Linked DNA regions of Homo sapiens: region 2 is linked to region 1. The links are chromatin loops, found by intact Hi-C in ENCODE. Cell type or tissue: Calu3. All regions are shown on one strand. Links, peaks and the distances in the headings refer to the core of each region. The heading gives the core; the rest is flanking DNA.

The links. Hi-C counts contacts between places; a loop is a spot of excess contacts. Peaks named below come from ENCODE experiments on the same cell type or tissue, not always from the same donor. Only the 100,000 strongest peaks of a DNase experiment are listed, where the experiment ranks them.
Region 2: a loop joins it to region 1, with 2.9 times the contacts of the local background. A loop is called at or near these places in 2 of 110 quality-filtered maps.

The regions. Positions count from the first base shown.
Region 1 is chr10:112,330,880-112,333,799 of GRCh38, reverse strand. It overlaps the pseudogene GUCY2GP. Among named protein-coding and RNA genes, the nearest start is that of MIR6715B, 33 kb to the right of the region's middle. In Calu3, for the core only: no CTCF peak of the experiment used is centred there; a DNase peak (open chromatin) is centred at 1,169.
Region 2 is chr10:112,387,888-112,390,807 of GRCh38, reverse strand. All of the region lies in intron 1 of ACSL5 (acyl-CoA synthetase long chain family member 5), which reads right to left. Among named protein-coding and RNA genes, the nearest start is that of ACSL5, 15 kb to the right of the region's middle. RefSeq lists silencers at 1,130-1,179, 1,200-1,329. In Calu3, for the core only: no CTCF peak of the experiment used is centred there; a DNase peak (open chromatin) is centred at 1,217.

The sequences.
Region 1 (2,920 bases), core at 157-2,656:
TTAGTCCAACCATCAATCAACCAACAGACTCCTGTGGGGAAGACTCATCTGGGTGTTGAGAGGGCAAAAAGGATGAAACACAAGCTGTGCCCTCCTGGATTAATGGGCCACTGACTTATTGAGTGATTTTGCCAGGCCACTTCCCCTCTCTAGACCTTGACCTCCACGTAGGTAGAATGAATGAGGCTGGCCCAATTGAAGTCTAACGGCTTTCCTTCAACAAGGATTTTATTGCTTTTTGTTTCTAGGGAGCTGAGTCCCATATCTCTGTGAGACTTTGATTTCCTAGGCTTTAGCAGGAAGCCAGCAGATTGTTATAAAGCAAGGTCAATAGGCAGAAGCGTCTCTGTGATTGGGTCTTCATGGGCAACCCTGGACCACCACTGTTATTATTTCATTAAAATTTTATTGAGCATCTGTTAAGAGTCTATCCTACTCTGGTCACTTTTGTAGGAAGAAAGGACTTGTTTCCAGCTTTGGATGGCTTAAAAGCTAGGGAAAAAAATAGTCTGGAGATGTACATATAAAATTCTTTAAGTGGCAGTGGTTATAAACTGGGAGGATGCGACATTGGCATCTTTTCCTACCCTGGGATCTTCTCTCCTTCCCTTCACCCACTTATTCCTTCTCTTCCCACCGAGCACAAAGAAGTATTCTGGACTCTAATTATCTGCCTCCTGCCCCCATCAAAACAGCCAACATCATTTATATTGGAAGTGAAGAGTAAGCTAGTAAGTAAGTTCTCACCAAGCCATGAATGACTAACAGATTTGACCTTTTTAGTGTAGGCATCAGATTTCAAGAAGCATTAACCCAAAGGTTTCTCTGGAAAAACGCTATGGCAGGTGGGCATGGCACTTTGAAGGGGAAGAGCTCCCTGGTGGTCATCACCTACTCTAGCTCACTGAGTCTACCCTCTACTCTGTGCCAGGAAAACAGAGGACAGCTTGGCATTTTGCTTTGGAAGGATCATTACCTCCTGAGATGGAGTGTGCACATTCTGGGATCATGTAGGGCCACTACTGATGACACAATAGGCTAGATCAAGGCACAGGTAGGCCCTTTGAGGTTAATTACTCTGCCAATGTTCTTTGAAAGGGGACTGCGAGTAACAGAAAATGTACTGTACTCTTAGAGCCTTGCCATGGGTCTGGGCATTGGGCCAAGCTCCGTGGGGGCGATTGTAGTTTGGAAACAAGTCTCTCTATGTCTATTTGATCAGCACCTCCTCTATATCAGGTATCAGAGAGACTCTGAGATGCCATAGACATTTCAAGGCAACAAACATATATTGATCAAGCGCCTAATTTGGATCAGACCCGATTCTGGGCGTAGGAGGCACAGACGAATGAGCCTCATTGTCCTGTCCCCAAAAAGTTCAACCCAGTTGGGCAAGCCTGGGAAGGAGTTTGGAGAGTATAATACTCTTCTTGAGTTACAAATAGGCCTTCATGTCTAAATAAGAGAAGTCTTGATGGATTAAGAGGATGAAGGACAATTCAGCAAAGAAGTTGTCGTTGAAGTTTGAACCCTGACTGCCACTTACTGGCCAGGTGACCTTAACAACCCTGGGCCTCAGTTTTCCTGTGTGTAAAGATAACATCAGTACCTGACTCATAGGGTTGTGTGAGGACTAATGTATGCAAAATGCTTAGTGCCATGCCTTCCCTGTAACAGGCGTCCAGTAAATGTTGATTGTTAGTAGTAGCAATAGTATTATCACGATCATAGATAATTCTATTACTGGTGCTAAAAGAAGTACATATTCTTGTTTTAATTTCCCCAACACTCCTATGGGGCAAGTCTGCACTGTCCAAATATGATAGCCACCAGCCACATGTGGATAATGAGCACTGCAATTGTAGCTAGTTCAATTTGAGATGTGCTATAAAGTTTGTACTGAATTTTGTAGACTTAGCAAAAAAAAAATATAAAATATCTTGCTAATATATTTATGTTGATTACTTGCTGAAATAAGATTTTTCAATACATTGGGTTAAATAAAACATTATAAAATACATTTCACCTGTTTGGTTTATAACATGGCTGCTAAAAATGTAAAAATACACATGTGGCTTGTATTATGTTTTTATTGGACAGTGATCTCAATAATTAGCAATTAACTCCATTATTAATTCATTTTTAACTCCAATAGTAGTAATATTGGAGTAACATGATCTCCATTTCCAAGAGGGAAAAAGTGAGGCTTAGTGAGGTGAAGTCATCTGCCCAGCTGGTAAGACGCAGATTGGGATTTGTAGCCAGTCTGTCTCCAAAGGCTGTGTTTGCTCTTCCATGCGATGCTTCCTTCCTGCTAAGTACCAGAGAGTACAGATATAGGGCCCAGAGGTAGGAGTGCTGTCTGCCACCCAGGAATTTCCAGTAGGGCAAGAAATGTAGCTAACAGACAGATGATTGAACTGATACTGGTGGGCTAGGGGAGGTCCCCAAATGCTGGTGGGACCTTGACCCCAGCCAGTGTGCAAGCTCTTAACACCACTGTGAGAAGGAATTCAAGGATAAATCAGAAAGTAGTGAAAGTATGGAGATTTACTGCAAAGTGAAGAGTACACACTCAGGAAAGGGGAGTGCGGGCAGACTTGAGAGAGAGTCACGCAATGGAATTTGGGGCTTCTACCTTCATGAGTTTCTTTAACCAAGGGGTAGAACATTCATGAGGATTCCTGGAAAAAGGTGGAGATTTCTGGGAACTGTGATGTTACCCATTTTTACATTAAATATGGCTGTTCCTGGGACTGTTGTGGCACTGGTGGGTGTGTGACCTAGTATGTTAATGAGCTTATAATAAGGTCCCAGGTGAAACTTGGGTCAAATCCAGCACCATGTTGGATCCAATTGGTCTTAGCTGGCTTGGCCCACACCCTGTTCTTTTCAGGGTCTTGTCAGCCCTGAAAATAAT
Region 2 (2,920 bases), core at 140-2,639, 57 kb before region 1:
ACTTCTTTTACATAGTATAATTTTTAAGATTCATTGATGGGGTAGTATGTCTGTACTTCGTTTCTTTTTATGGCTCAATGTTATCCCATTGTATGGATAGACTACACTCTATCTATCTATCTATCTATCTATCTATCTATCTATCTATCTATTTATCTATCTACCAGTTGATGAATATCTGGGTTGTTTCTACTTTTGATATTGTGAACAAAGCTATTACGAGCATTTCTATACAGTTTTTGTTTGAATATCTTTTTCCAGTTCTTTAGGGTGTAGACCTAGGAGAGAAATTGCTGAGTCAATGCGAATTTTATATTTAACTTTTTGCGGAACCACCAAAGTGTTTTCCACAGTAGCTGCACCATTTTATATCCAACCAGCAATGTAAGAGGGTTCCAATTTCTTTCCCTTCTCCCTAACACTGCTACTTTCTCTTTGTCTGTTTAAATAGCCATTCTAGTAGGTGTGAAATGGTACCTCATTGTGGGTTTGATTTGCATTTCTCTAATGACTAAGGATGTTGAGCATTTTTTTATGTGCTTCTTGGCCATTTGTATTTCTTTTTTGAAGAAATGTCTACTCAAGTCTTTTGCCCATTTAAAAATTAGGTCATATATATATATACACACAACACTTATCAGAGATATGATTTGCAATATTTTCTTCCATTCTGTAGGTTGTCTTTTTACTATCTTGATAATCTCTTTTTTATTTTTATTTTTTTACAATTAACAATTTTATTTTAGATATGGTGTCTCACTATGTTGCCCAGGCTGGTTCTGAACTGCTGGGCTCAAGTGATCTTCCTACCTCAGCCTCCCAAAGTGCTGGGATTACAGGCGTGAGCCACTGTGCCTGGTGTATAGTCTCCTTTTTAATGCCCAATACACTCAAACATTTTTAACCTTACAAGATTAGCGCTGAGAGGATTTGCAACCATATCATGTAACTCTCTCACTGTTTAAGTGGAAGAAACTAAGGGCCTGAGAGAAGGTGAGACTCCTGGGTCAAACCACGACAGGAGTAGGAAGCTCTGTTTACCATTCTAACCATTAGAATCTGTTAACACTTCCAAGTAAGTTCAAAGAAACAAGGGGGAAAAAAGTCACCCTCCTTTTGTCACACGTCCTGTGTGACTCAAACTACAGCTCTGGTTTAGTCACTCCACAGAATCCCCTGTAAGCAGTGGGCGTGACTGGCATTTCCTCTTCCTTTTAACATCACTCCTGGTTACGGTAGGGAAAAGCACAATAGTGGTAAAGAAAAGAGGAAAGAGGGCTCTGTCATGCTGTGTCTGGGATTTCCTGTTTCACGTAATATACAAATAGCTGAACAAGCCCCAGTACACACCAGGATGTCCCATGTCAAAAGGCTTACTCCACTTTTTGACGTGGTGATGGTGACATGCCTTGGCCTCAGACCCCAGGATGCCCATTTGTCCACCATCCTTGTCCTTGATCCACTCCAGGGCCTTCCCCTCTCCTGTGGATGGATGACTGGAGCCACAGTCACTCATCTCCTGGCTCCTAACATGTTTTATTCCCAAGTTAGCTGAAGGACGCCTTCTGCCTTCACACCTCTGTGCATGCTTCCTGGACCATTCTTGGTGTCTAGGTTATGATCACCCCATATTCAGCTTCGGATTTTTTTCCTTTTGTGGACTTGGGGCAGCATGTCTTCATTTAGTCTCCTTTTCTTTGGATAAATGTCCTAAATGGCTCCTTCTACTCTAATATTTAAATTTTTGGTCAACTATGTTTATTGCTATGAATCTTTCATACTATCCCTATTGGCTAAAAATCATTTTCTTTTGATAGTCTCTATCTTTTAAAAGATTGTATTTTTCCTATGTATATATCCCACTCAAACCCTATTCGAAGTCTGTTCCCATCTGGAAGCCTCTGTATTTGCTCTTCTCTTTGCCTGGAACATTTCCCCAGATCTGAAATGGTTGTGTATTGCTGATAGGTCAGGCCTCACCTCAAATGTCACTTCCTCGGAGGCTCACTGTTTCTGATCACCTTATTGAATATTGTCTTTACCTTTCCAGTCAGTGTCATGGACTTTGTTCTCTTCTCCATGACACTGTTCACTGGGAAATAGTCCTAGCTCCTTATCACTCATTGTGCCAACTGAGCTGATGTTCTCTTTGGAACAGAGATTTTAATTTTGTTTACTGCTGTGTCTCTGATGCCCCCACCATGCCTGGCACATAAAAAACTTTCAACAAGTGGTTGTTGAGCAAATGAACAGTTTTCCAGGTCACAATTGTTTATTCCATATACTCTCAGTTAACTCATTTTCCCTGCAGTACAAAGACCCCACCCTTAAACCCCCAAATCTTAGATCATAAGAAGTCATTCAGGCCAATCTGGAGAGGATTGCTCCCTAATCAATACTTTGGTAAGGTATTGGATAGGGATGGTGGCTGGTGACAGGGGTGTATTTCTGACACACATTAAGGACTATTCAAGATCCTTCTACTCCTCCAGGCTTAGAAGAGTTGGAATGAAGTTATCTACATGGGATAAGTAGGTAGAAAGTCCAGCCAAGAAATAAATCATACTGGACTAGGAGCGGTGACTCACGCCTGTAATCCCAGCACGTTGGGAGGCCAAGGAGGGCAGATCACTTGAGGCCAGGAGTTCGAGACCAGCCTGGCCAACATGGCGAAACCCCATCTCTACCAAAAATACAAAAAGTTAGCTGGGCTTGGTGGCGCATGCCTGTAATCCCAGCTACTCGGGAGGCTCTGGCACAAGAATTCCTTGAACCTGGGAGGCGGAAGTTGCAGTGAGCTGAGATCACACCACTGCACTCCAGCCTGGGTGACAGAGCAAGACTCTGTCTCCAAAAAAAAAAAAAAAAAAAGGAACAAATAAATCATTCTGTTACCTTTGCTTTTAGGCCTGGAGAACTA